2 separate regions of the Homo sapiens genome follow, and region 2 is linked to region 1. Evidence: read pairs that join two places in POLR2A ChIA-PET (ENCODE). Cell type or tissue: K562. All regions are shown on one strand.

Region 1 (4,000 bases):
CAAATGATCTCAGGGAAGCATCAGTGCTATGACAAAAACTGGTCGGGGACAACTGGGGGAAGGCTTCAGAGAAGGTGCTGGGGAAGGTCCCCTGGAGAGCTGGCACCTGACGTAGACCTGAATGGCATCTGTCGGACGGGGAAAGAGCTCTCCAGGTAGAAGGTGCAGCAGGTGACAAGTCCCCAAGGTGGGAAGCAGCTTAGCTTAGTTACGGGATAACAAGAAGCCCAGTGGAGATGAGTGAGTGAAATCGAAAATAAGAAAGGATGGAGTAGGGGTGGTGGGAGGCAGGGGACAGATGATGCTGTTTATGCCACATCCAGGAGTTCAGATTTTATCCACCGAGCAATGGGAAGCCAGTGGAGGACCCCAGGCAGGGGAGTCACATGGTCTGAGTGCTGATAAGTCTGGCTGTTGGGTGGAGAATGGGCAGGGAGTCAGATGGGGGTGGAGAGGCCAGCAGGAGGCTGCTGTGATCGTCCAGGGGAGAGATAATGGCAGCTCAGACGAGGGTGGCAGCAGTTGAGGTGGTGAGAAGCCCTGGAATTCCAGATACTTTTTGGAGGTAAAACAGACAGGATTTGCTAGCAGATGGGTCCATCCAGGTCACATCCCCAAAACAGCCATTGTGGGAGAAGCTCCCGGACAGCCTGGCGTCCAAGGTCAAGGTTCAAAGGGTTGTTACATCTCTGCCCCCACAGCTGCCTCTCTCTGGGGCGGCCAGGGTTCCGCCTCTGTCTTTCTCCCAGAAGCCAAGGGTCAGATGCTGATATATTTGGGGAAATATACATGAAATACAACGAAGCTCTCAGGAGGTGGTCCTGAAGCCACCTCTCTTGAGTGCTGCAAGGGCCTCCAGCAGTGGCAGGCAATTTCTGCTAATAAAACTGGTAAAGGCAACTTATGCAGATGTGTATGCAGACACAGAGATGGCCAACCCACCGGGCACGTTAAAGACACAGGCACCTAGCGAGGTGGGAGGCCCCCAGGAGTCCCGTGCTAACACAGTTCCGTGCACGCACTTGAAAACGCTGCTTATGCAAGGGTGCTGGGAGCAGATGAGGATTTAAGACATGCTTTGATGGACATAAATTTATAGACTAGAAAATCCGAAGTTCTGAGAACTGCAATTTTTTTTTTTTTTTTAAGATGGAGTCTCGCTCTGTCACCCAGGCTGGAGTGCAGTGGCTCGATCTCGGCTCACAGCAAGCTCCGCCTCCCGGGTTCACGCCATTCTCCTGCCTCAGCTTCCTGAGTAGCTGGGACTATAGGCACCCGCCACCACACCCGGCTAATTTTTTTGTATTTTTTTAGTAGAGACGGGGTTTCACCGTGTTAGCCAGGATGGTCTTGATCTCCTGACCTCGTGATCCACCTGCCTCGGCCTCCCAAAGTGCTAGAATTACAGGCGTGAGCCACCGCGCCCAGCCAGAACTGCAATTTTTTTAAATCTTCCATGGTGTTTCCAAGGGGAGGCTAATATTCAGCTAGAGCCAGAAAAATACAGTTCCTTTTACCAGCTTTACAGACATTTTGGAAAGTGGCATCATTAAGTCCATGTGAATACAGCAAAAGTTCTGGTACCAAACTCAGTGAGAGGGGTGGGAGCTGCCAGGGCTGCCCACCCAGAATAAAAGGTGTGGACAGGTGGACAGGTAGGCCCTCTGAGCAGTGAATGTCCTGCTTTTTGAGGGGAGGGAGGATTTAGAAAATTGAGGCAATTGTCCTTGTAGACACATAGTATAAATAATCTTTTGTTCCTCCTTCCTTTCCTTTTTTTTTTTTTTTAAGATGGAGTTTTGCTCTTGTCACCCAAGCTGGAGTGCATGTCATGATCTTGGGTCACTGCAACCTCCACCTCCCAGGTTCAAGCAATTCTCCTGCCTCAGCCTCCTGAAGTAGCTGGAATTACAGGCACCTGCCACCACGCCCAGCTAATTTTTGTATTTTTAGTAGAGATGGAGTTTCACCATGTTGGCCAGGCTGGTCTCAAACTCCTGACCTCAAGTGATCCACCCGCCTCCACCTCCCACAGTGCTGGGATTACAGGTGTGAGCCACCACACCTGGCCGCCTCTTATTTCTGTGGTGGTCTCTCTGATCACCCACTTAGGATGCCAAGTATAGGGAAGGCAAGAAAAAAATTGCTGATAGCGTCTCCATGCTTGTAAACCCAAACACAGGACCCAAACTACGTTTCAAGAAAGAGGTTGTGAAGTGGCCCGCTTTGAGCAGTGTCCCTGGGGCCGGTCAAGCCTCAGCCACAAGTGCCAATTTCACTTTCGTCCCAGCCTTTCAGGTGGGCACACTGGGGCCCTGGCAGCAGAGCGGGCCATCTGTGCCACTTCCCTCTGTCCTGGGGTACTCTTCCTTTAGCCAGAGGGGGCACACTTTGCCATTGGGCACTCAGAGGATCCGGGGAGAGGGCTGGACCCCTCCTCCTTAGTACATTTGCCAGATGGGCAGAGGAGGCCGAGAATGTAAGGCCGGGGTCTGCTTTGTTGTTTCCTTGTGGCTAAAGATAGGGATGATGTGAGAATCTATTTGCTGTAATGAAAGACAAGCTCACCACACTCTCCACCATCCCTGGGTACAGGCTTTGCAAAGAGTGGCCTTGCTTTAAAATCAATTTTAAAACATAATAGAGACCACAATTTAATTTTTAAAGTCGCGATCCCATTAATCTAACCTTAGTAGGTTACATGTATTGAATGCTAACTCTGGCAGATGGTGTTCTAAGTGCTTTTACATGTATTTGCTCACTTAACCCTATAAGGGAGCAGCATGATTGTTCCATTTTGCAGAGGAGACAAATAAAGCCCCAGGATGAGAAGCAGACTGCGGAAGGCCAGACAGCGAGGGCAGCATTCTGTCTTAATCTCCCCTTGCTTCCAGTGCCTGGCACCAGCAGGCAGCCAGTGAATGTGTAGACCAGGGGACGTTCACTGGTCAACGGGTTGGTTAGTCACCTGATTAGCTAGTTGGCCTAGAGGCTCAGTCTTGAGTTAGCAGACTCACGTTCCAACCTCAGCTCAGCCACTTCCTAGTTGTATGGCCTGTTATGGAAATTCTTTCCTTCCCACGTGCCTCAATTTTCCTTATTCATGCAATGGGTTTAAGAATTGCCTCACTTGGGAGGCGGAGTTTGCAGTGAGCCGAGATAGCGCCACTGCAGTCCGGCCTGGGCGAAAGAGCGAGACTCCGTCTCAAAAGAAAAAAAAAAAAAAAAAGAATTGCCTCACTTTGCAGGGTTTGGATTGTGAATTAGAGGAGACCAACGCCTATAAAAATCTGGCACATGGTAGATGCCTAATAAATGCTTGTTGCAATGCTGAGTTCTAGCTGCAGGTACAGCTTTGCTACCCAGTTCCAAACAAGAGACACCCCAGCTGCCACATGGACGTCAGCTTGTAAGATGCGGGACGTCCCCCTGTATGTGCCACTGCAGATGTCTGCACGCACTCCAGGCAGCAGCACAGACAGGCCCGTGCGCCACATGTCAGATTCCCGACTAGAGAAGCCAGTGCTCAGGTCTCACCACCAGGTACAAACTGAGTCATTTCCCACCCATCTGGAATAACGGCATCTTCCTCCATGTGCCACTGGCCCCAAAGCCTGCTCTTCTCTGTGGGGCAGGAAATGCACTTTGGTGTTTTTGTTTCTGTTTTTGTTTTTGTTTTTTTGAGATGGAGTCTCGCTGTGTCACCCAGGCTGGGATGCAGTGGTGCGATCTCCACTCACTGCAAGCTCCGCCACTCGGGTTCACACCATTCTCCTGCCTCCGCCTCCCAAGTAGCTGGAACTACAGGCGCTGGCCACCACACCTGGCTAATTTTTTGTATTTTTAGTAGAGATGGGGTTTCACGGTGTTAGCCAGGATGGTCTCAATCTCCTGACCTCGTGATCCGCCCACCTCGGCCTCCCAAAGTGCTGGGATTACAGGCGTGAGCCACCATGCCCAGCCTTGTTTTTGTTTTTTTGAGACAGAGTCTCGCTCCTTC
Region 2 (4,000 bases), 380 kb after region 1:
GTTCCTGGACAAACTCAGTTCCCCCCTTGCAGTTTCTTTTTTGATGGTGATGATAATGTCTGGCGGCTAATGTTTAATGAGCATTTACTATACGTACCAGGAAGTGTCCTAAGTACTTAATATATATGATCTCATTTAGTTCTCGCAAAGTAAGAAGTATCTGTTGTCATCTCCATTTTACAGGTGAGGCACAAAACGTAACACATTTTTCGGGGTTATAGATGGTAGGAGGCAGAGGAGGTAGATTAACCAATTCTGCTTAATTCTAAATCCCATGTTCTTAACCAGAGGTCGGCAGACTACATCCCATGGGCCAAATTCAGACCATCTCCTGTTTTTATAAATAAAGTTTTATTGTAACACCTCCATGCCCACCAGTGTTTTTCTGCTCCAATGGCAGAGTTGAGTAGACAGAGATCATATGGCACACAAAGCCAAAAATATTTACTCTCTGGCTCTCTTAGCAAAAGTTTACCAACCTCCACTCATAACACTATGCTATTCTGCCTCTTTCATTTACCCAGTGTCTGAAAGAAGGGCTAAAAAGGAGGATAGGAGATTCTGGGGATAGGAGAAAGAATGAATGCCCCCACTATCTGCTAGGAACTGCGCTGGTTAATAGTTTACTTAGTTAACTGAGGAATAGGAAAAAGGGAAAATACGCTTTGAACAGTCTTCATTACCTCTTTTTTTTTTTTTTTTGAGACGGAGTCTCACTCTGTTGCTTAGGCTGGAGTGCAGTGGCACGATCTCAGTTCACAGCAACCTCTGCCTCCTGGGTTCAAGCAATTCTCATGCCTCAGCCTCCCAAGTAGCTGGAATTACAGGTGTGTGCCACCATGCCCAGCTAATTTTTGTATTTTTAGTAGAGACGCAGTTTCACCATGCTGGCCAGGCTGGTCTGGAACTCCTGACCTCAGGTGATCTGCCCACCTTGGCCTCCCAAAGTGCTGGGATTACCCGCCTTCATTACCTCTTTAAAACAGAACTTGGAGATATGTGGTTCTAAATATACACATACATGTATATGCATTTGCATATATAGTAATATAATCATATTGATACATCTGATAAATATGCTTGACATTAATGTATAATATACACAAGAGATGAATATTTATAAATTTTACCTGTTTCTTCAACTGGAAGTTTTTTTTTAAAACTTTGGAATGTTTTCCCTGGGATAACTTTTGAAACAGAAATTTGAGGTTTATAGTCCAGAGGCTGCTGTAGCTAGAGAACTGTTTATTTGTTCCAAATTTCTCCACCTAATGTTTTACTACCTGTGGTTGGTTCCTTGGTCTTAAGTCACTTCTTCTCTGGGGCCACTGCTTTACTCTTACAAGTTTAAAGGTAAATTTGGTGCATGATTATAGCCTGGTGGGTTTTACTCAAACAAGTCAGAACTCGCATTAACACCTTTCATTCTAAGTACATAGTGATATTTGTGCTCAAGTGTCAATAAGCATATTTTCCAGGAAATTTTACTGTTTGCAAGTGTCAGAAACCCAACTCAGACTAGCCTAAGCAAAAGAAGGAGAAGAAGAAGTAGCTGAAGTTATTTTTCATGTAACTGAAAAGGCCAGAAGCATCAGCTTCAGGCCTGGCTAGATCCAGGTGCTCAAGGGATGCTCAGGAATCTGTCTGTTAGGGTTACCTCTCTCGGCTTTGGAGCCCCCCCTCCCTCTTTCTCTGTACCGGGAGTTTCTTCCTTCTGTCTTCTTCCTTCTTTCTTGCCTATTAAACTTTCCGATCCTTAAAACTCAAAAAAAAAAAAAAAAAAAAGGAATCTCTTTCATCTTTGTGAGCTTCACAGTCTCAAGCAGATTCTTGCCCCACCTGTAATGAGGTGGCCACTGGCAACCCCAGCACCTTCCAAACTCAGCAGCTCTAGGAAAAGAGCAAGCGTCTTCATTGGCTTCGTTTGGATCACATGACTATCCCCGAACCAATCAGTGAGGCCAGAGACATGGAATGCTCTGACTGGCCAGGCCTGGGGCATACTCCCTCCCCTGGAGTGGAGGGGATGAGCCCCATTGTGGGAGGGAGGGGTGTCTCCCCCACACCCATGCAGGAGATGGATGCAATGTAGGGAGGAAAAACAAAAAAAAAGCCCATGGCAAGAAAGCATTCCTCCTACCTAAGCTGAGCCTCCGTAATGAGATTCCGTGCTAGGAGCTTGGGGTAAGAAAATGATGAATAATCCATTCTCTATCAGGGAAGTTCCAGGCAGGTCTCCAAGGAAGTAGCGTGGCTTGTTTTTCTCCTCGGTGTATGATGAGAAGGACACAGAGTTGGGGGTTTAGTCATCCATCCCAGGGAAGGTGGCAGTTCCCATCTTCATGGGACCGTTAAGTACTCCCCGTTCTTGAGAAGAATGTGGCTTTGCCTGTAACCAGGCCGAGTAACTGGGGATTGAACAAAGAACCAGAGAGCATGGCACACTTCAGAAGAAACGTCTCGATAGCCAAGCTTTGTCATCTCCCATCCCGATCGTGTAGTATTTTCCTCTACACTGTGCTGTTACAGCTCTTGGAGGGGACCTGCTGATGTGATGAAAGATCCTGAGACCAGGTTTTTTTATATCAAAGGACATTTTCCAAAGCCCATGAAGTGGAGGGCATGGGGCAGCAGACAGCCTCAGGCACAATGTCCTCGGCAAAAACACAGAAGGACTCCTGAAGTTTGCTTCCTCCTCAGATGTCTACAGAGTGTGCAGACAGCCTAGGGGACTGCAGGGAGGAGCGCAGGTGGAAGCCTTAGCATCCTGGTGAAACAGAACACGGACGACCCGGCCCAAAACCCCAGGGATCAACCGTGGCTGTTTCCTGCAGGTCACACTCTTCCCAAACTGCAGCCACATCGCCGCTTTTCCTAAGTTAGTTGATCATGCATTGGTTCATTCAGTCACTCAATCTGGCAAGACTGAGCTCCAGCAGGCCGAGTCTAGGGTAGAAAACGCAGTTTGCAAACATCTAAGTGTTTTCTCCTTAGATTCTCTTTCCCATTTTATGGACTGACCAGGAAATGAATTAGAACTTAAAGGAAAAGGAAAACTTTAAGCTAGAAGGTTTACAAAGATGGAAAGTAAGATGGGCCAGAATGCACTTAGGTGTCCCCTAACCCACCTGGCCAAAATCCAGATAAATGGCCTTTTTGAATAGCTCAAAGGGACCTACTTCTTTAAGTTCTAAAACGTGGAAATAGTATGTAACTTGGCTGTTCTGTGTTCTAACATGTATAATCCCAATTTCTGGAATGGAAAATCCTAGACATAATTGATCCTTTTCTTGGAGACTTAGAATTATTGCCCCATTTTGAATCCTGGCACCCGCCAGGGGCTGTTGAGATGGAGAAGGCTGTCTTCCTGGGCCGCACATAGCACCCTCTGCTGCCCTGGGGCTCTTCTGTCTGCGTTTTAGGGTCTGGCAGTCAGTTCCTGCTCTCTGCTGGGATCAGTGTGCCTCCTTTCCCCCTTCTTTCTTGCCCCTTCCTGTCCTTGTAATTGTGTAGTTATTAGGGTAAAATTGAGTAAGATCAGAGGAAGTAGAGGCTGAAAGTAGACCTAGAGGACTACCTGTATGAATAAGCGACATTAGTGGTTCCATGTGGATTTTGTATTATTTTTTTCTGGTAACTCAAAGGTCCCTTAAAAGAGTTTTGTTTTTGTTTTTTAATTAAATAACCTGGCCAGGCATGGTGGCTCACACCTGTAATTCTGGCACTTTGGGAAGTCAAGGTGGGTGGATCACTTGGGGCCAGGAGTTTGACACCAGTCTGACCAACATGGCAAAACCCCGTCTCTACTAAAAATACAAAAAATTAGCCAGGTGTGGTGGTGCATGCCTGTAATCCTAGCTCCTCGGGAGGCTGAGTCATAAAAATCGCTTGAACCCAGGAGACGGAGGTTGCAGTGAGCTAAAATCGCGCTACTGCACTCCAGCCTGGGTGACAGAGTGAGACACTGTCTCAAAAAAAAAAAAAAAAAAAAAAAAGGAGA

What was found. Peaks named below come from ENCODE experiments on the same cell type or tissue, not always from the same donor. Only the 100,000 strongest peaks of a DNase experiment are listed, where the experiment ranks them.
Region 2: POLR2A ChIA-PET joins it to region 1 with 6 read pairs; 2 of 35 experiments call an interaction of 5 or more read pairs at or near these places.

Annotation. Positions count from the first base shown.
Region 1 is chr1:14,901,098-14,905,097 of GRCh38, forward strand. All of the region lies in intron 1 of KAZN (kazrin, periplakin interacting protein), which reads left to right. All of the region lies in intron 1 of LOC107985469 (a long non-coding RNA gene), which reads right to left. Among named protein-coding and RNA genes, the nearest start is that of TMEM51-AS1, 250 kb to the right of the region's middle. In K562, no CTCF peak of the experiment used is centred here; no DNase peak of the experiment used is centred here; H3K27me3 peaks cover 515 bases.
Region 2 is chr1:15,277,790-15,281,789 of GRCh38, forward strand. All of the region lies in intron 3 of FHAD1 (forkhead associated phosphopeptide binding domain 1), which reads left to right. Among named protein-coding and RNA genes, the nearest start is that of FHAD1, 33 kb to the left of the region's middle. In K562, no CTCF peak of the experiment used is centred here; a DNase peak (open chromatin) is centred at 1,962; H3K27me3 peaks cover 1,857 bases.